Linked DNA regions of Mus musculus: regions 1, 3 and 4 are each linked to region 2. Evidence: chromatin loops called from intact Hi-C (ENCODE). Cell type or tissue: left cerebral cortex. All regions are shown on one strand. Links, peaks and the distances in the headings refer to the core of each region. The heading gives the core; the rest is flanking DNA.

The links. A loop is a pair of places that touch in the nucleus more often than their neighbours do. Peaks named below come from ENCODE experiments on the same cell type or tissue, not always from the same donor. Only the 100,000 strongest peaks of a DNase experiment are listed, where the experiment ranks them.
Region 1: a loop joins it to region 2, with 2.5 times the contacts of the local background. A loop is called at or near these places in 6 of 42 quality-filtered maps.
Region 3: a loop joins it to region 2, with 3 times the contacts of the local background. A loop is called at or near these places in 6 of 42 quality-filtered maps.
Region 4: a loop joins it to region 2, with 2.1 times the contacts of the local background. A loop is called at or near these places in 4 of 42 quality-filtered maps.

What each region holds. Positions count from the first base shown.
Region 1 is chr8:45,357,286-45,362,636 of GRCm38, forward strand. All of the region lies in intron 1 of Fam149a (family with sequence similarity 149, member A), which reads right to left. Among named protein-coding and RNA genes, the nearest start is that of Fam149a, 22 kb to the right of the region's middle. In left cerebral cortex, for the core only: a CTCF peak has its summit at 2,126; DNase peaks (open chromatin) are centred at 1,060, 1,509 and 2,018; H3K4me3 peaks cover 1,133 bases; H3K27ac peaks cover 526 bases.
Region 2 is chr8:45,778,221-45,783,571 of GRCm38, forward strand. The region is part of intron 12 of Sorbs2 (sorbin and SH3 domain containing 2); the gene reads left to right. All of the region lies in intron 1 of Sorbs2os (sorbin and SH3 domain containing 2, opposite strand), which reads right to left. Among named protein-coding and RNA genes, the nearest start is that of Sorbs2os, 38 kb to the right of the region's middle. In left cerebral cortex, for the core only: a CTCF peak has its summit at 2,570 (motif pointing left); a DNase peak (open chromatin) is centred at 2,569.
Region 3 is chr8:45,436,224-45,441,574 of GRCm38, forward strand. No RefSeq gene overlaps it. Among named protein-coding and RNA genes, the nearest start is that of Tlr3, 29 kb to the left of the region's middle. In left cerebral cortex, for the core only: a CTCF peak has its summit at 3,163 (motif pointing right); a DNase peak (open chromatin) is centred at 3,145; H3K27ac peaks cover 232 bases.
Region 4 is chr8:45,625,316-45,630,666 of GRCm38, forward strand. All of the region lies in intron 1 of Sorbs2 (sorbin and SH3 domain containing 2), which reads left to right. Among named protein-coding and RNA genes, the nearest start is that of Gm51529, 14 kb to the right of the region's middle. In left cerebral cortex, for the core only: no CTCF peak of the experiment used is centred there; DNase peaks (open chromatin) are centred at 2,404, 2,849, 3,573 and 3,880; H3K4me3 peaks cover 2,665 bases; H3K27ac peaks cover 2,594 bases.

The DNA.
Region 1 (5,351 bases), core at 490-4,489, 420 kb before region 2:
GCATGGAGCAGATAGGATGCAGCTCACCACAAGATGGAGAGTGCTGACATGGCATTCTAAGTATCCTTTGCTTCTTGGGCTATGTTATTATTAGGGTTTAGTCCTTCGGTTTCTCTGTTCTCTAGCCAAACACTGGTTCCATGCATAACTTTGAACATCTTAATCCCCTGTGAACTGTCCACTCCTTGGACTAAATATGCAAACTTACAGGACATATCCTATCCTGTAAGTACTTTAGAACTTATACCCTGTGCAATGTCTGTTAAACTCATGATACTCAATACCTAGACATTTGACAGTTTTATGTTAGTCCTTTCCTTATGCTTACATTCTAGAGCTAGGAACAGTTTTCTTGTGTGCACCTTTGAAACCAATATGTGGGCTCTCCTGAGGTGGGCTAAATGGAGCCATAACGCACACACGTGGGAGTTAGGCTCAATACTGATCTCCAGGAGTTCCTCCAGAGACTCCACATAGTCTGGTTTGATTGATTGATTGATTGATTGATTGATTGATTGATTGATTGATTTAGGTGGATTTCTGAGAACCTGCAAACCTGGCCGGGGTGGGGGGGATGTCAAACTGCCCCGTGGAGGTACAAGTAACAGTCCATACACCCTTCAAAACACCATTTCTCTGTCCGAAAGGAGTATTTGAAGTAGATACAGTCTTTAGATTAAAATGCAGGATAGTCAAGTGTGTGTGTGTGTATGTGTGTTGTTTTCTTTCTGTGTGCTGGAAGTTGAGCAAGGGCCTCTTCATGCAAGCCAGGCAAGCACTCTACCCCTGAGTTAAAACCAGCAGGGATCTGGTTTTCAACTGTGTAGCCAACATACCCAAGGGGAGAGGAATAATCCTTCGAAATCTAAGAAGCTACCTTAGTTCTGGGGACTGTACCTTCTGGTACGCGGTAATGAGTCTCTGAGTGAAGAAGCGACGTCACTTGGGAAGGCCTGCTGGTGCCAGCATGCTACAATTTCATGAATGAATGCCGGAAGGAACGCACACACCAGATGTATTTTGCCTTTGCAGGCAGGGGGAAAAAATCACGCACTTCTCACAAAACCAAGCCATAATCTAGAACTCGTTACACCCAGCCGGGGTGAACTTACCCAATTACAATCAACCTCAGGCTCTGGCTCTTGTCCCACAGGCCGGGCCGGGAGCCTCGGGGCCTGGGCAGCACTGTGCGGTGGTTGTCCGCGCCGTTCTCACGCAGGGCAAGGGCTGCAGCATGTCCCCGGATCCCCGGGACCTCAGCTCCGCGCCCGCCCAGCCCTGAGCCCCGAGCCCCGCTAGCGCTGAACCCGCGGAGTGTCCGGGACCAGCGAGCCGGCAGAGACGGAGCCAGGGGCGCTGGCGGGGCCCATGGGCGCGGCGGATCCCGGGGCTCCGGGCACGGCTTCCGGCTCCGGACCCTCAGATCCAACAGAGGCTGGATGCCACAGCGAGGTCTCTCAATTCTCCCATCCTTCCTGCCTCCTGCCTCGGCCCGGGCTGCAGTGGGCAGAATCGTGGCTAGCACTCCCCGCCCCTTCCCGCCCTCTCTGGCCAGGACCTCCGGAAAAGCTGGCCACTGCTTCTGCAGATCAGATTTCTATATCCAGAGACCAGAGGATTTGGTGGTCTCCCTGAGCCAACCCCACAGTCCTCTCTAAAATACTGATTTTTCAAGCCCTGATATTTCCAGCCTAGCTTCTCCAACATAGCATTTAGAATCCTGAGAGAAAGGCAAAGAACTGTACAAGATTTCACATCCTTCCTGCCAGCATCAATGAGATGCAAGGTTTCAGGTGAGAAGGCAAAGAGAGGTTTAAAATAACCAAGGCCTCGATCTAGTAAATGCAAGATTAATCAGAGCTTTAGGTCTGATAATACACAAGATCAGAGCATCCTTTGCTGTGTAGTCTCTGCTTCTGCAAACAGATCCTCAAAGTCACACAAACCAGTCATTTTACTGTAAGCCACAGAGCGTCTTTGCTGATCGACTCATTGGTTTATTAATGCATGTGTTTGTTTCCTTGCGTGTTTTGAGATGGTCTCTCTCCTTGTAGCCCAAGTTGGTCAGGGACTGACTATGTAGCCAAGGCTAGTTCCAACCATAGAGATCCTGTTGTTTCAGCCTCTTGAGTGACCCCTGGGGATTCGAAAGTGAATTACCACAATCATTTGTGTGTGTGTGTGTGTGTGTGTGTGTGTGTGTGTGTGCATATGAGTGTATGTACAAATGCATGTGCATGCATGTGTGTCTGTATGTGTGTGAATGTGTGTGCATGGGTGTCCGTCCCAGATATCTACTTTTAAATATCAATATATCACAAACGTATTCCTGGAATGAAACAGTAGTTCTAGACCTACGCAGATCCGTGGTAAACTGCTTCTCTGGAGGCCTGAGTGCAACCTCCATCTGCACAAAAATCAAACTTAAAAACACCAAGGTTGAGGCCCCATGATCGTCCCCCACCCTTTCATGTTAGCATGCCCAGTATTGGTACCCTCAAAGAGCTACAGGCAACTAAGAAATGCTGAAAGAGGGAGAAATAGCCTTCCTCAGGGTAGAGCCCCCAAATGGTTATCCACTAACAAATGGTCAGTCTTAAAATCATATACATCGAAGTAATATTATATGGACCGAGCAGATTTTATTTATGTAATTAGGAACATTTATACATATATACATACACTTATATAGACATCTGTATATATAAGAACAATTTGAAAAAAAATAAATGTGGCCTTAATTTGAGAGTGAGAAGGGTCAGGGGAGGAAAGAGATGGGTTAAATAATGTATATGTATTTTAATTTAAAAATATTTTTTAAAAGACTGAAAACTTATTTCCACATGTTCACAATCTGCAGAATTCAGATATGCTGTCAAGACTTGCTTTCTGTTCCTTGTGAGGTGGCTCAGATTTTTGCCTGGTGGCTGATGGGGTCTGGAGGATCCACGAGGACTTCATGCAGGTGTGCACCCAATTAGATCGAGAAGTGACTCATGTGTGGCTAAAAGCCTGCTTTTAGTTGAACATCCCTTTTGTGAAGTCTCAAGACTTCAAATAGTTCCTCCAGCAGGATGGCTACCAAACAACACAGTCACATGGGACACCAAGAAACTAGACACTGTCCACTCCATCAAAGCCCGGCCTGACTCCGGGTGGTGACACTTCTGATACATACTATAATTAAAGCGGTCATGGAAATTGAAGGCGTGGAAGTGAACCGCACATCTCATCAGGAAAGACGTCCCAGTCGGCAGCCATCTTGGATCCACGGCAGTCCCAAGTCCCTGCTCCTGCACAGGTTAACCCTCTCAGCACGTCCAGACATGGGTGGGACAGCTGCTTACAGGGCATTCCCTTCGCATCACATACCTGTGAACAAACAGCTCAAACAGGCGCTCGCAACTCTTATTGCTGATGAGTACAGCCTCGTCACTTGGGCCCAAGGGCCGATTGGTAAAAACTGACATCTCTTGTTTTCATCTCCTGTCGATCACCTTTACTTTAGCTGAAGGCACGCACAGATAAGCCATTCTCCTAAATTTTGGATCCCTAAAATGACATACCACAGGGAAAGTCTTGGGCCTTGCTCAGCTTCTTCTCTTTAAATCTGAAACTCGTGTCGGGATCCAGAGGATGAATGTGGGGTCTTTGGACTCCTTTCTCGGGTTCCCTTCCCAATGTGGATGCGCTGAATAAAATTCCTTCCTGATTTTTTAAAAAAACATTACTCATCTTTACTTTTACCATTCCTTTTATTGGCATATGGAATGGATGGCAGAGCCTTTGGGGGCTTCCAGAACCACCATGGCTTTGGCTCTCAAAGCCCCAGTTTCGAGAGGAGCCACCAGCCTTCTACACAGACAGAGAACAACGGAGGTTCTTGCAGGGATAGGATAACCTTGTTGACCTTCTTGTTTAACAAACACAGCAAAGGCAGGCACATGCCGACAGTTCCCCATGAATACTCACTTCTGCTCTCTGCCATCTTCCCGGCCCTTATCCCACTCTCTGTTTCCAGTCTTTGTGCTTGCTGGTGCTATTGCAACCTATTCAGCAGGTTTCTCCCAGAACTCTGGGTAAGCGGTCCTGCTTCCTTTTAGTCCAAGTCAGTGGTTCTCTCCACTACTCCTCCAACACGACTCCCCTGTAGCACACTGCCGTTTACTTAAAATTCATCAGATTTCATTGTGTTCCCTCTAAGCCATACCACCATTTGTGAGTTGGCCCTTTGGTGAATGTCAAGGCTTCTGATAGGATTTTTAGGATCTTTGAAGACCACGTGATATAAGAAAACACTTCAGCTCTTTCTGAGTTCTTTATGAGCCACACCTTTGACTTCAGCTGTGATCAATGAATGCTGTGTCGGATCTCATTCCTGAACAGAGCCCATCTCCTAGTGTTGCCTAGGGAGACAGTCTTACCTTCAGAGCTTTGGACACCCAAAGGGCAGGGTCTGAGCTGAAACGACGACCATCTAATGCACACCTAGGCCAGGACTGCTCAATTATGCATAGCTCTTGTCCTGACTCCTATTTCCCAAGGGCCCTGTTCAGCACCCCAACAGTTCCACTTTCATTTATTTCTATGGCATTTAGTTCATGCCTATCTTTGTTCCAGCTTCAAAATCTAGAACAATGCTTCCTGCTTAAGTAATGAAGTGATAGAAATCTTCTTATCTAGTGGATCCAGACCACCTACCACTGCCCAGAAGACAAGGGAATACATATTTGCAAATGAATGCTCATTTATAAGCACAACTACTCACACACACACACACACACAGACACACACAGACACACACGCACATAGACACACATACACACACATACGCACACACACACACATACGCATGCACACACACAGACACACACACATATATACACACACACGCGCGCGCACACACACACACACACACACACTCACACACACACACACCCCTTCCAGTTGGTTCTATTTCTCTGAAGAGCACTGACTAATACCTAATCCTCTGGTGAAAACGGGGGGATGAGCTCAGTCACTAGTAAGACCAATGGCGAGTGGCTCATTGTCACGAATGTACCTTAATAATAGATGTTAAAAATAGAGCCTCCTTAAATATGAAATTACTGTTAAATTCGAAAACTAATACTTAATATTTGTACTAATCTTCCTTTTTCTTTTCCCCAATTACTGTTTAGCCAAGACTCTGATATGAAAATATTGTGGCCCAAGGCTCAAAGAAAAATCCAATAGGTGGCGCCACGTCCCTTTTAGTTGTTAGTTTCCTTACACAGTTTTTGATACTGCTTTACCATTTGAGGTTTTGTTTGTTTTTTTTGTTTGTTTGTTTGTTTGTTTTGTTTTGTTTT
Region 2 (5,351 bases), core at 595-4,594:
ATGAACTTAACATTCCTATTGACAAGGAGAAATGTCACGGCTCTTCCGGTCCACAGTTGTCCTTTGTCTCGGTTGACGTGGCCCACTCACTTCCCAGATTAGCAAATCCAATCATCTGTTTTGCTTTCTTTAAAAAAAAAAAAAAAAAAGCCTGCTACTCCTACATTTTCTCTTGATTTTTTCCTGTCCCTGGAGCAGAACCTAACTGCCTTGATCCAATTTACAAAAACTAAAAACCAACAACAAATAAAACCTACCCAAATTCTGTCACTTCACTCACCCCTACCATCTATACAAAGGGCTTTCAGGGCTTTGGTCTTTTCTTTCTTCGGGGAAGCACTCCATAAGACCTTCTCCTGGAAGGTTTCTCTTCCCCACTCCTCAGCTTTATCAGAGGCACACTTGGCCTAGGGGCTTGTTCACCCTCAGCAGCGGGTTTGTAGCCCTTCTTGCTGGATACCTGCAGTTCCCACTTTGACATCCTTACCACTCACCTGTCCACCTCTCTGGGTTCCTCACTACACGTGAGGCTCCCTGAAAGCGGGCAACCTTGACTGACAGAGCATCCTCTATCTTCCATACCCAACTCAATGCCTGGCATGTGGTACCTATGCAGTAACTAACTCCTTGTGTGACTAAGTGAATGGAACTGATGTTACCTTTGCAGTGGATGGATAAAACACATGGCCAGAGATTGAGTCTATCTAGGAGGCCCAGTGGGTCTCCATCAAGACCCACAGATGGAATTCACAAATAACTCTAGCTCAGCGTCTAAGAGGGAGCGGTTCTGTTTAAGCAGAAATCCTCATATCCTGGCGATGGGGAGGGAAGGATATTACCTTCATCCTTAGCAATTGAAGCCACATCTACCTATTTATACACTTTACCAGGGAGACAAAAAAGGAAATTCATTTCTTTGAATTTTTAATTCAAATATTTATAATCAAATCAAATATTTATTTGATTATAAATTTCAGTGCTGACTAAATGGGCCTAATGTCTGATCCAGGAGAGGCCTTGTGATCACCAGAAATTTGTGTTAAATGATTTGATCCACCGATTAGACCACATTTCCAGTTTACAGACTCCATATGACAATCATAGCAACTTCACTGGGATAATATTAATAAAGGCATAACTGATCATCTAAATTGGATACACTTGTAAATCAGCCATGTTAATTGCCTTTATGCTTAATAAAATTTAAAAAAAGAATCCACTAAGGCATTGTTACCTTTGATACAGTAACTGTGCTTACATCTAATAATAGCCAAAAGGAACACAACCGGATGAGTTGAAAAGGCAATTTAAACCACCAGAGACTATGGGCTCATCAAGAGAAATCACTACTCACAGTTAAAGCTATAAAAATCTGGGAAGGTATAGCTGATGGTTTGACCCATGAAGAATTATCCCATCATGCAATAGTACTTTCTGGGGAAAACAAACAGAAGCCTATCAACCCATGCCTTGAAGCTTGAAAGCCAATGAGCATTTATGAGAACAAACTCAGGTCCTCCAGTGTGTTTAGGGTAACCCAGAAAGCGTGTGCCCAGCAAAAGGCTTTTACGTTGGGGAAACATTAAAAACCATGCGGTCTAGGGAGCTTTCGAGAGCAATCACATGTGAGCCCTGGTGTTAGTGTATCTTAAGCACTTCTCACGCTGGAGGTGGATGGTCTGTGTGAGTGAAAGGTTGCTAGGTTTGTGAACTGACAGAAATAAAACAGAGCGAGAGAGACATTCCATCCATCGGAAGCTGCTCTCCCGCCATTGCGGGAATTACACTGAGAGGTAGCTGTTCCCTGGTGGATTCCCATGAAGAGGAGTTTCTCTGGTGTGAGGGAGGAGAGGGAATGCGGACAGAGATCCTACGCCTGTGCTTCCGTTATCTGACAGTCTGCATATGTGTCGCTGATTGTGGCAGTAGTTCTGGATCCTTTAGAAATAGTTCTGGATTGCTACGGGATGCATTCAATTATTGTATAACTAAAAGAATTCATCTAGACAGTTTACTGGCATCTCCTTTTGGGGGGAGTCTGGCCTTTTGGGGGGTGTCTATTTGTTGGGGATTATCTTGCTTGATATTGTTTGTTTTATGTTCTTTTGAGATAAGCCCAGGCTGATTTCAAACTCACCATCCTCTTCCCGCTAGCTCCTAAGTACCTGCAATTCAAGTGTGCACCAGCATGCCCAGCCGATAAAGCAAAGGCTCTGCTCGAATGCGTACAACTCACAGCATTGCAGAATTGCTAAGGATGACCTGTTGCTATCTAGGGGACTTTCTGTGCGACTATCTGTTTGCACAGATTTTACCAGGTTGCTCACTGTGACTATAGACTGAAGCTTTAATACACAGAGCCCTTTCTATCCTTTCTATTTATTGAAATCGCTAGTTTCAAATTTGGAGCAGGATGATAGCTATCTCCTCCTTTCCGCAGATTCTACAGAAATGTATCTCCACCAAGGAGAATATGGGCTGTCGATTTGTCATTGATTTCCTTTAAGTCAAGTTGACTTTAAAAAGCTTGTCTATTTGTTTAGTAAGTTTGCTGCCCCCTAGTGTTCTGTTCATGTGTTTTGAAGCAACTCTTTCCCCTTCTAAGAATGGTTCTCAAATTCCTCATGATGTGGTGACCCCTAACCATAAAATTTTTTTCGTTGCTAATTTATAACTGTAATTTTGCTACTTCTATGAATCCTAATGTAAATATCAGTGTTTTCCACTGGTCTCAGGAGACCCACAGGTTGAGAACCACTGCTCTGACAAATTCCTATCTTCCCTCAGCAAAATCAAACACTCCAGATGGGTGTAGGTCATCCCAACAGTAGCTGAAAGCAAAACTTTAAAAAGTGACCATTCATAGACACTAAACATCCAGCAATGGAAACTATGGAGTTTGGAAGAATTTGAGGGTTGTCTTCTGTTAAGGAGATAGTATAGCTGTCTGAACTACACAAAGGTTAGCCACCAGTCCTCTCTGCTGTTAACTGTTCAAAGATAAAAGCACCTATGAAGTAATTATACACTACAGCTGGCATTGTCTAAACAATTGGAGAAAAGTAACATTTCATCACTAACAAAATCTTAACATTCCTATAACTAGTGAATCAAAATTTTTAATTCGGTGGAAAGCATGTGTTTCTTTTAAGCCTGTGAAAATTGGTTACTGGCAGGTGTTCTCTTTAACAGATCTCACTGTTAATTTTGAAACCAAAAGTAACCTTGACATAGATTAGGGTAAATATCTCAGAGCTTCCGCAGAACATGTGCTCTCGTTCTGATTGAATGGCCGCTTCAACTGTTAGTGATGGAAAAAACAAACAAACAAACAAACAAAACCTCATAGCCAAAGACTAAACACTAAAAGTAATAGTAAATGCTACAAGGCCACTTGCAGCGCTCAACCAACAGTGTCACATTTTGCATACACATAAATTCCTGTATGTGTCCATCCAGACACCCGCTTGGGATGTCATCAACCAGGGTACAAGCATGCCACTATGAAGTGTTATTCGCTCACCATTGGTCACAAGCAACTCCCAGGGTTATTCTGCAGTCTTTATAATCACCACCATTAACTCTATCATTGTAATGTCAGTGAAACACTATAATAGTATGTGATGGTATGTAATAGCATGTAATGAATGATATGTAATAGTATGTAATAGATGATGAAACAGTACAATATTTCACTACTACTAAGCCCATGACAAAATAGCCTATTTTTTTTAATGTGGTAAATATCAACGGCCCCAGCATTACAGGGTTACAGAGCAACTCAGTAGGAATCCTTGAGCCCCTTAAGAATTCTAGGGGAATAATATGGGATTGAAGGGGTGGGTGTTTAGCAGCCCTCCCAGATGGTACTGTGGACTTCACGGCTTTTCTCTTGGTTGGCATGAATGGCTTTTAGGGAACCAAGTAACTTTCCTTAGAATTTTTTCTGACTTAATATATTATATAACACAACTATATACATTTCATTAGGGACATCAGATATATCAAAGAAGTAGCTAGGGACACATTCAGTACCTTGAGCATCATTTTATAGAAAAGCAACCACCATGAGAGCATCTAGCCTGGTGGGTATCATAATAAAAAAAACAAAAAACAAAAACATTAAAGGTTAATGTTAACTCCATTAAGGAAAGGCTGTGTCTACGTTCTATTGCTAAAGTAATTGTGTTTGTTTTTCTCAACTGTTTATGTTAACAACCCAAGCATTTCTGTCTTAAACTTGACACTCATAAACCACTCAGGCCAGTCAGTCACACCCCATACCCTCCCTCCCTTACCCACTATGCTAAGCCTAATTTACCCACACCCTTCTTTAGCTCCAAGTCAACGGAAAGACTGAATCACAAAATGGGATATTCTTCACTATTAGAGAGACTTGAGACCTTCAGATCTTTGCTATGGTGGGCCATTCATAAGAAATCTGCTCTCCGCAGTCACCCAGGCCATAGCCCGGTCCTGAAATGTTAGTCTCCAGGACTGACATCAGCTGGTACCCTCCAGGTTCCATCAAGAGCCCCTGTTCTAACGAACCAGTGTTTCCTCACCCCCTCTCTCTTACAGCCCCCTCTCCCACCAACTCCGACACCTGTTCCCAGGGAACCCAGCCGGAAGCCTCTCTCAGTGTCACCCTCAACAGATGGCCTGCGTAGCCCTTCCCCTCCGCCCAGGAGCTGTGTCCCCGCACCCCGTCCGAGTGCCCCAGATCTCTCTCCCACCCGGGTGAGCGCCTTCCTTCTTCACCTTTCTCTCATGCAGTGGGGAAGCTGAGCTCAGTGTTTGTTCTGAGGCTAAGGCAAGGTCACACCCCTGTCCCAGCTGGGGTTCTTTCTGCTCCTAGACCCTACTTCTCTCCCTCCCAGACACCCTCATCTCCATCATTCCATGCTCCAGCCTGTCCCATCTGCAATGTCTGCACAATGCAGACCACTGCTGCCACTGCCGGGGACTTCCGGGATAGCAGAATGAGCAGTCCAAGAGAGCCCTTTAGTGCCTTGACTGGACGTATCTTCACAAACCGATGTGTTACCATCCCCATTATCACGGCCAGGATAACTTCCCTAGTTCATGCATCAGGCTAAAGAACTAGCAATGGTGGCAATAGGGAGCCCAGAGATGTCACGACCCTCATTTGCATATCCTCCTTGTACTTCATTTCCTCCCTTCTGTCCTGCCGAGGTTTGCTGGATGAGTCCGATGCATGTTTGCGTGTGGATGCGTGTGAGTTTTCATACCACATGGCATTTTCCCTCACTTCGCTCAGTGTGTCTTTTCCTCCCCTCTTTTCCTTCACATCTGCTCTAGACGGGTCGCATAAATCCAGCTGACATAGA
Region 3 (5,351 bases), core at 901-4,900, 340 kb before region 2:
TGACTATTGTGAAGGGTGTTGTTTCCCTAATTTCTTTCTCAGCCTGTTTATCCTTTGTGTACAGAAAGGCCATTGACTTGTTTGAGTTAATTTTATATCCATCTACTTCATTGAACCTGTTTATCAGGTTTAGGAGTTCTCTGTTGGAATTTTTAGGGTCACTTATATATACTATCATATCATCTGCAAAAAGTGATATTTTGACTTCCTCTTTTCCAATTTGTATCCCCTTGATCTCCTTTTGTTGTCGAATTGCTCTGGCAGGACTTCAAGTACTATGTTGAATAGGTAGGGAGAAAGTGGGCAGCCTTGTCTAGTCCCTGATTTTAGTGGGATTGCTTTGAGTTTCTCTCCATTTAGTTTGATGTTGGCTTCTGGTTTGCTGTTTATTGCTTTTATTATGTTTAGGTATGGGCCTTGAATTCCTGATCTTTCCAAGGCTTTTATCAGGAAGAGGTGTTGGATTTTGTCAAATGCTTCCTCAGCATCTAACGAGGTGATCTTGTGGTTTTTATTGTTCCCATATTCTCAAACAGACTTACATCATGATAGCTTGGTAACTGGGAAATACCATAACGCTGGTTGCCTATTTTAAATGAATGAAGCTGAACACTTTTTTCATATTGATTATTTGCATCTCCTGCTCACTAGAGTTCCTGCGTATGTCACTCAGAGTGAGTTTTGTGCATATAAGGGATTTCCAATAATATATCTTTTAATTTAGCAAATCCATTTCAGAGAATTTGTCTCATAGATGCAACTTTGGAAACTGAGGAAAGTCATATGAAAATACTTTTATTATTTTAATAATAAAATTATTTTATTAATATAAGCTAAATGTGCTAATTGTATTAAATGTATTTATAAGTTAATATGCTAATAATATTAATATACAGGATATGTTAGTATGCCAATGCTCTCTTTATAAATAGAATAGATAATGGCAAACAGAAGCAGAAAGAAAAGGCTGGAACCAGGGATGTCTTGAGCATTCAAAGGTCCATCCCTAGGGACCAGCTTCTGTCAATTAGGATGTGCAAACTTATTATCTGGCTGCAGTCCTAAAAAATGATACCTCCTATAGCAGAGTATGTCTTAAATAACCTTTTCTTTTTTGTGCTATTTACTAATGACTCTCTCCTTAATTTATGACAGAAAAGATCAACTATACAATCTTTGTTAGAAGAAGTAAATGAAGTAAATGAAATATTTCAATATTGTGCTATGTAACAGGGTTAATGTGTTAGAATTATCAGCTTTAGCAATAAAAGATAGTTTTGCCTCAAATCAAACAATTCTAGGATGTTTTACAGACCTAAAGAAACAAAGAAAAACAAACAAACAAAAACAATGTTGGCCAACACTCTTCTATATGTATTCATTAAAATCTTAATTGATGCTTTGTCGAGTTCTGAAGAGTGTCTATAGAAACGATCACTTGATAGTGACACCATCTGATTCTCCCATAACCAACACTTTGCCTGCCATTATTTGGTCCTGTGTGATGACGTGTTTTCACAGAAGCAAATCCATCCTGACATCTAAAAATGCTATGTAAAGTTAACTTTCTTTTTCTTCACTTTATGACCTGGGATCCACATTTGAAACAACCATCCCCATCCCTCCCCATGTTCTGCACCATGGTTGCCTTAGTATATATAATACTATTCCAGTGAACATGACAGAAAGGAGATTAAGGATTCCAGCTATGTAGCCATGGTTGGCCATGATTCCAAAGCATTCTGGAAGAAAGAGGCATTCGGTCCATGAGAGCACCGTGGAGCTTGATAATGGGAAATCGGAGAACTGCATCGCTGTTTTATCATTGAATGACTATGGGACCTTGTGCAAGGCTACTAAGGTCTTGAAGTCTCATATTTTCCATATGTGAAGAATGCTGCTGATAATTTCTGCCTGAGAGGACTATGGCATGGATTAAATAAAACCATGTGTGGACATATGACAAACAACACATATTCAACTAGTGGCCATTGCCGTTGTCACTATCCTGTTTAATAAAGTTTCAACAGATTTTTTTTTATAGTAAGATGCATTCATGGCAGTGTAGTTTATCAGATCTGTCCATTTGCCCTCAATAGACATAATGATATGGATTGTTAGGAACAGGAGTGGCAGATTCAGGAAAGGAGCAGACACAATCGCCCTTCAGAAATGAGCTGCATTAGGGGAGATAGCCTTAAAACCAGGTAGGCCATGATTGGCCTTACCCAGAGGTAAGGCAGCATTATGAAGTTAGTACATCACACCAGCAGCAAACTGACGGGACCTTGGTGGTAAGGGAATTATAGACAATAGGAGAACATCAGCAGAGATAGCTTAAAGTGAAAGAGGAGGAGTTGGTTGCCATGGGTAGCAAGATGCAGGAAGCATACAGGGGGAGAGAGACTATAAGAGTATGTAACATGGAAGGAGGCAAAAGTCCCCTATTCCTATGTTACACATTCCCCATCCTCCACCAAGTGGGAGGGTGGTTAGCTTGGCATAGCTCAAAGACAGTTTCTGGGTGGGTATCAGAGTTGTTTGAGATAAGGAAGAGTGTTTGTTTATAATATTCTGTTATAGTTTTAGAAGAGGTAGAGACCTGAGCTCTACAGGAAGCATGATCGGGCTTGAGAGAGGGAGAGAGAGAGAGAGAGAGAGAGAGAGAGAGAGAGAGAGAGAGAGAGAGAGAGAGAGAGAGAGAAGAGAGAGGGAGGGGGAGGGGGAGGGAGAGGGAGAGAGGGGGGCAGGTTGCTAGGGAGTATGATCTAACAGATGCAATATGCCTCTATCCTCTGGTTCCTTTATGACTGCCTTTTTATTTTCCTTTCTTCCTTCTTTCCATCTGTCCTCCACTCACACCCAGAATCACACATGATGTATAATCACATGCAACTCCAGACAGACTATGATGTTAAAGCTGGCTTGTGGCAGACCCAATCTAAGCCAGAGTCAGGCTTCCAAGGCATGACCCCATCATAATTGCTGCCGTGCCTTAGACTTAAGGATTGCCTCAACGACCTTGTAAAACATGCACACGATGCTAGGAATGCATTGTTTGCAATGCTTTCACAGTTGTACAGAGGGAGCTTGACTTGATCCTATTCCTCATTCCGTTTCCAATTAGGTAACTAGGAAGTGAGAACTGCTGTTTCAAAACTTAACACTAGATGGAGCAGAGAGATCATTTTCCCCTTTCACTTTAGCCGTCCCTGAGTTTAGATGCTGTTTAGATGCTGGCTAAGTAAATCTAGAGGACTAAATAACTCTTGTAGAAATTAGAACAAATGGAAACTAAGTTTTCTCTTTTCTCGACCTCTTTATCGTTTCCTTTGTTGTCTCTTTCTCCCTGTGGTCCTCTGCAGTGCTAAACCGGATCAGTGTGTTGTTGTTGTTTTCTTTGAAGCATTGTCCTCTGGTTAAATGACCTGAACTACAAATAGCATACTTACAGGGCTAGAAGGTTAGTTTGGATGTTCAGCACTGCAATGACATATGTACAGAAGATAGTTGCCCTACTCCACATTCCAGTGACTAACGAATAAGCAAAGGGCGTCCCCTCTGCCTTTTTCCTATCGTTTATATCAAATGCCAGTAGTGAATTCCTCTCAACATGCCAGACCCAGTCAAATTGGATGCATACACAAGCATGTGTGACTTTAATATATGAAAATATAAAGCCTGAGTAGTATAACTAACTGAAAGGCTGTATGCTTAGCATGTGTGGGTGAAACACTGGGTTTGATTTTTAGCAACACACACACACACACACACACACACACACACCATGACTTGAGATCTTGAGAAGTAACTGTATAGCTATAAATTATTTATGAAACTTTGTTATCATTCAAAGACAGGTGGATCTCTATGAATTAGAAGCCATCCTGGCCTACAGAGTGAGTTCCTGACCAGCTAGGCTACTTAATGAGGCCCTGTCTCAATAACTGCCCTTGCAAAAGTTAAGGATTTTCCTAGCAAGTTAATTTCAATACAAATATATGTGTGTACTTAAGCACTAATTAAGGCAAAACTAGAAATATTATTTTTCTAAAACATTATTATATATCATTACACGTGTCATACCTCTGAGGGTAGGAGAATGGGAAAAAGAAAATGGTAATTAATGTGTTTATTAAAATTATGTGTATGATAGGGGAGTTTAAGATATATTTAATTAATCTTTGAGAGTTCCATACAATGTATTTTCATCATATTCTCTCTTTTCCTCCTCCTAACTCTTGCCAGATACTCCCCAAATCCTTACCCCCTCCTGTTTTATTTTGTTAATAACTCAGTTTGTGCTGGTCTCATATATCCATGAGTGTGCAGCCATTCCCAGGAGCATGGTTGTCTCTTAGACAAAGTGACTCTTTCTCCTCCAGAAGCCAGCACCTGCCCACAGCTCCTCAATAGAGGAGGGGTCTCACAGGCTGGGACTCTGACTTGATCATATGCAGGCCACTGTGGGTTCACCAGTGCAGTGCCATGAAGACACTGTTCTATTCTGGTTCTTCTCACCCTCTGGATTTACAATTGTTGCTCCCCCTCCTCCTTGTGATGGTCCCTGAACATGTGCGTATGTGTATGTGTGTGTGTGTATGTGTGTGTTTGTGTGTATATGTATGTTTGTATGTGTGTGTATATGTGTATGTATGTGTGTATATGTGTGTATGTGTGTATGTATATGTGTGTTGATGTGTGTGTGTCCATGTGTGTGTCTCTCTGTGTGTGCATGTGTGTGTCTCTCTGTGTGTGCATGTTTGTGTGTGTATGTATATGTGTGTTGATGTGTGTGTGCATGTGTGTGTGTGCATGTGTGTGTCTCTCTGTGTGTGCATGTGTGTGTGTGTGTGTGTGTTGATACAGATGTCACCTTTTTGGCTGAGCACCTCACTGACACTCTGCACTTTAACTAGTTGTGAGTCCCCATGCTGACCACCCTTCACTGCACAGAGAGTCAGGAGAAACGATCTTAAGAGAGAGGGAAGTAACGGAATACAGGTGACATGAGAACAGAAGGGAAAGAGAACCTTCTGGAAGGGGAAGGAGCCCAGAGTATGGGGAAAGGAGAGAAAAGCACAATGACACGTAAGCAGAACAAGGCCATCGTGAAAGCCATTGCTCTGCATTCTAACTTAAAACAAGGTCAGTGGGGTAAAATACAATGAAAAACAGCAATTATACGCACACAGCAATCTCCACAGATATGGGTGCTGTCAGCAAATAAGGTAAAATGTACTCAGATGTTTTTATTTTCTTGCCTATCCAGTAGAAACTTCCTCTGCACTCTTTGTCATGTGTTCATGGTCTTTGGGAACGGTGGTGGCTTTCTGTTCAGATGCTTTGCT
Region 4 (5,351 bases), core at 576-4,575, 150 kb before region 2:
ATCTGTATGGCAACACATCGTTTTATACAAAAAGACTTGAACCTCTGATGACTATGTTATCCTCGATGAGAGAAGGTTGCCCTGGAACCATTCTCCATTAGTTAACAAGGGACAACTCTTTAACCATCAATAAAGATGAATATGGGGTCACAAACTGGCAAAGGATTGGTTTCAGTTCCTACCAGCTTTCTAGTCCTATGAAACATGGGGGGGGGTGGGGTTCAGGTTCTCCTCTTTAGAGAAAGAACTGTTAATGGTGTAATGGAGTAGGAGGTGCATGATAAAGAAAGGAGACCCTTTGTAGTCCAAAAGAAAAAGACTAACGGTTTCCATACCCAACTAAGCAATTCATTTAAGTAGAATAAAGTTGTTTTCAGACATAACATGAAAAAAGTCATACAAAAATCCAAAATAACCTTAGAATATTTGTTTTACTTTTATAAAGTATCAACATTTAATTAGAATCATGTCGGTTTTCCTGAAGTGATTGCATCCATAAATGTATGATGTTTGAAGATGAGATAAAATGAGGAATGCACATGAAATCTTACAGTACTGTAGGACATCATTTGATATTAGGGAAGCCACACATAGTGGCTTATACCTGTAGTCACAGCTATTCAATAAGCTGAAGCAGGAGAATTCCTTGAGTTCAGAAGCTGAGGTCCAGCCTAGGCAACACAGTTAGATTCTCATCTTACATTCAAGAAAATGTGTGTATTGAGAAGCTACAGCGTTCAAGTATAGAAGGCAATAATGTATGGGCCAGATTGGCCTTCAAGCAGTGGCAGAGAAAGTCTGTTAATGAGTGAAAAGGCACAAGAGATGTCCAGTCAACAGAGACATCCCCTGCACAGTGGGGGCACAGAGATGAGCTCTGTGTGAGAGTACCACTGGTGCGTGGTCTATTTGAGCATGACTCTGAAGGATAGAGAGGCAGCTGGGATCCGAGGTTAAAGGTGCTGGATGAGGGCTCAGGAAAGAACCTTTCAGGAAATAGAAGCATCCAGGAGTCCAGGAAGCCTTTATGCCACTCAAGGTGTGGACCTTGGGGACTGAAGAGCAGACATTCTTAAGAAATTGTCCTGGCTAGTTCAGAACTAGCAAAACTCGGTGACTTAACAGAGGATGACTCCAGTGACCATCTAAAGTGTGGGACTCTAGCCAAGCAGGAAGGGTCGACTCAATCCTTACTGGACATACCGATCCTGTGTGGGTCAAAGATGAATCTGCTTGGACAAGGAGAGGAAACAGGTTTCCCTAAATCTACCCCCCACAGAATTCCTGTCATATTGACCCTGGGAATGACGACAGAAGTCAGGAATGTTAGCTTGGGCAGGAAAGATGCAATCCTCACAAAATATAAACCAATGTCTCCTAGCAAACAAAACTGGTCTATTTGCAAGTCCAAAGTGTTAACACACCATTTCAAACAGATTGCTGGAAGCAGAGCTAAGTAAGACACTGCTTTGAAAATACATCAAATCGAATATGACTGGAGACAATACTTAAAGGCGGGGGGGGGGGGGCTGCTAGAGATTTAAATTGTTAATGACATTAACCGTGGAAGAGTCCCCGAGGAGGTAGGCTTTTGAGAGAGAGTGGAATGCATATCAAGATGCTCTGGCCTTGAAGGGAATGATTATGTTCTCAAGGGATCCTTCATTTGATTTTTTTATTTAAGTATTTTAAAAAATAAAACTAAAGTATAAATTGCATTAAAGGGAATTTTCGATGGAAACTACAATAGAACTTTTAAAAGCTCTACTTTAAACTATGTGATGTATAAAAATATTAAACACATTCTATAGATAAATGGATCATTCAGAATTACTAAATTATCTCATCTGACTAGACTATTTATTATTTTGACCACATATAACACACAAGTCACAGGGCTTTCTTTGAATTAAGTTGGCTATAAGATTGTCATTAGGAGAAAAAAAAAACAGAAAATAAAAACAAGCAAGAAACAACAACAAACAGCTGTCTCCATTTACCAATCTTCTTCCAGCTCCTTCTAAGGTCGAACCTGGTTTCACCCATGGTTCCAATTAGTGCCTCTCTGGCGATATGCATATTATTAACCTGGATAGAGAAGAATACAGCTTTGCTTCCTTGATCTCACAGTGTAACACTGACAAGACAAAAGTTCCCTAGAAAAGCAGGTGGGGCGGGGTGAAGACCCAGGGCGCTTGCGCTCTAGGTGAAACATTTAAAAAGGTAACAGAAGCTGCCCTCCTTCGAAAAAATGATGAGTTTGATTTAAAAAGAAAGAAAGAAATTAACAAACTGTGTCGTGTGCTGCACATGATCAGCCATGCTTGCTAAGTCTGTCTGTTGGCTGTTGCTATGGCTACGAAAAGCCAGTGGAACCCAATGAGCTCTCTGCAGCCGCGCTGAGAGGACCAGCCATTTTACTTATGGAAAGCAGTGTGGCATAGAGCTTAGCTGTGGAAGAAGCATTTAAAAAGAGAAAAATCTTTGGAGAGCCACAATGGGCATGCTAGTGCACAGTTATTGCAGCCACGTGTGCCCGCAAGCTGGCCCTGCGACAAGCTGTTGACTGGTGTTGCAATTAGCTGATTGGAGAACGGGGACTGCGGGGTGATAATGCTGCGTATCCGCTCGCGGGCAGCAGGAAAGGGTTTTGTCTCGGGAAAGCAAGCCTGCCCTGCACGGCTATCTCTGCAGCTCCCCAGCTGAGAGAACTCGGGGTTCTAAAGGGAGGGGTCGCCCTCTGCCAGCACAGATTCTGTGCCAGGCTGTTGCTTATGAGCTGCAGGTCTGGGAAAGCAGGTGTGTGCTCGGATGGGCACTGGGCTGGAACGCAGGCGGACGCTCTAGTGTTCACCTGCTTCCTGTTAACAGACTGGTTGGCTCACAGAGCATCTGCTCCTACACGCTGAAGCTGCAGCTGAGAAAGGGGTTCCGGGCATCCCACTTGACTGACGGAGGTAAGCTTTTCCCCCTCTTTTGAAAGCTCAGCATAAAAAAATAAATGAATGAATGGAAGCAAAAGTTAACCTGAAAAAAATTTTACATTGATTGCTATGATCTGAAATTAAGGAGGAACACACACACACACACACACACACACACACACACACACACACACTACTTCCACAAATTAGTGGTTCAGATACAGAGTTAACTCGGTGAGTTGAGGTTCCAGAAATTGTACGATAAAGGGGGAAAAAAGCTCTGCTGTTTTGGGTTAGGATTTAAAATAAATATTTACTGTTTTAACAAACTATCATGGCTTGTCTTTCTGGACAGACCTGATAGCCAATAATAACCTTTCTCTCCGCCAGAACAATGGATTCTTTTGTGACTTGCCCTTTGACACGTTAAAAGAACTACACAGCAAACCCGCAGAAGGCAAGCTGGGGAACATTTGTTTTTAATCCTCATAAATGTTTTAAATCTTTACACCTATGCACACCTTTAAAGGAGGGAATTCTGTTCCCTATATAGGTCATAACAGCCGGTGGATTTTGTACTTGCTTATTCTGGACGGAATAGCCCGGTGTGCTGTTTGATTTAGTCCCCGGCAGTTATAGAGCAAACACTGTAGGTATTGCAAGTTGCTCACACCTCCTCTCCCAATATCCTGCATGCCAGGCTACCCCAGAGCACAACACCCCCATTGTACTCCCTAAGCTCAGAATGTAGGGAAAGAAAAGAGATGAAGTCTTGGTGTTGGACTCAAGTGCCTCTATAAGATGTGGCAGGAAAATTTGTTTTCTTGCTTCTTTTTCTTCACAAGTAGATAGATTTCATAGGACGGTGAAAGAGAAAATATCACATACTTCCATACTTCCATACAGATGCACACACTAATAATGGGAGCGATGTCAGCGGCTGGCCACTGGCTGAAAGTGACACGGAGTTTGCATTGAATGGGGGATGGCCCCTCTGTGAGCATTGCTGTGCTTTATAGTCACTTAGGAACAAGCTGGTACTGGGGACTGAAATTGGTCAGCCAAATGAAACACCCTGGAGAGGAACGGGTCAAGGAATGAGTGAATTCTGCCTTAGCACCATTTCAGCCTTTTCTAAGTCAGTTCTACCGCCGGTATACCAGGAATGTTGAATTAGTCACAACGCTGTTGAAAATAGTAAAAAATTATTGGCTGAAAACTTCTGATAACAACTCTATCAGCAAAAGATGGAGTTTGCCACGAGGTTTCAAATAAATAGTTATCAAGGTCTTTTTCCAAGAAGTAATTTATTATTTCCTGTCTTTTGTGGCTAAATATAGATTGGATAAGGAGTCTCCCAATAACGGTAATTGTGATGTCTCCATTGATATATGTGGACACAAATCACCTGTTTCCTATGTTAGCGTACCCTCAGAGTAGCAAGCCATAAAGCATAAATAAGGAGGGGATGTTTTATAATTTTCTTTTTGTCATCAGTATCCAGGATATAAAGATTTAGACTAAGAATCCTCAATGCAGAGATACGTGAATGCATGCTGGATAAGGAAGCCTGGGGGCATGGCGCTGGCTGGGTGTAAAAGGTTCTATGGGATAAAAGGCTGAAATGATGGGACTATACTGAGTTTAGCTCTCAAGGCAAAGTAACCGAACAGATGCTGTTAAGTCAAATTCTGTGTAAAAAATCTCTCAGCCATGTAGATCATTCAGGGAGAACAAAATGGACACTGACAAGAGCCCCTTTCTGTTCCGTTCTTTTTTTTTTTTTATGATACCGCCAAAGGAATCATCAGACACACCCAAGGCAAGAAAATCATACTTTTCTAATTTCTCCTGGGGTAACCTTTAGAACAGGCTGTGGGAATACCTACAGCAACACCTGAGGGGTGTGCCTTGCTGCCTGTGTAGTATCTTTTTGTGGGACAGGAGCATGTGAGCTCACAGAAAGACACACAGGCTCCAGCTCTATTTCCCCATGTTGCTAACCCTGTAAGGTGTCAGTCATGGTAGACCAGCACTCCAAACCCATTCTGTGCAGCACACCAACAGCTGTTAGTTCAACAGCTCTTAAGAACGGAGAAGTTCAGCGAGTCCTCATGTCTCCACACTTTGCTTGCTGGTTTTTGCTTAGTTTTAGTTAAATTTCTGCCATCTCCAACTCTCCTCTTGGCAAAGTTAAAATATCTTATAATTTCCAAAACACATGACGAAACAAACACCCTCTACTGTAGCTTTCCCTTTAGCTCTTCAAGCAGCCACTTTTGGTGGACCCTCCAGAACCCAGCAAGGATGCTTCCCCTACAGGTCCTTACCACATCTAGCAGCCCACTCGACTCTTTCTGTCTGCTACAGCATCTTGCTTTTGCTTCTGCTCACAGCTTTCCACGGTCTTCCTGACCTCCGATTCTG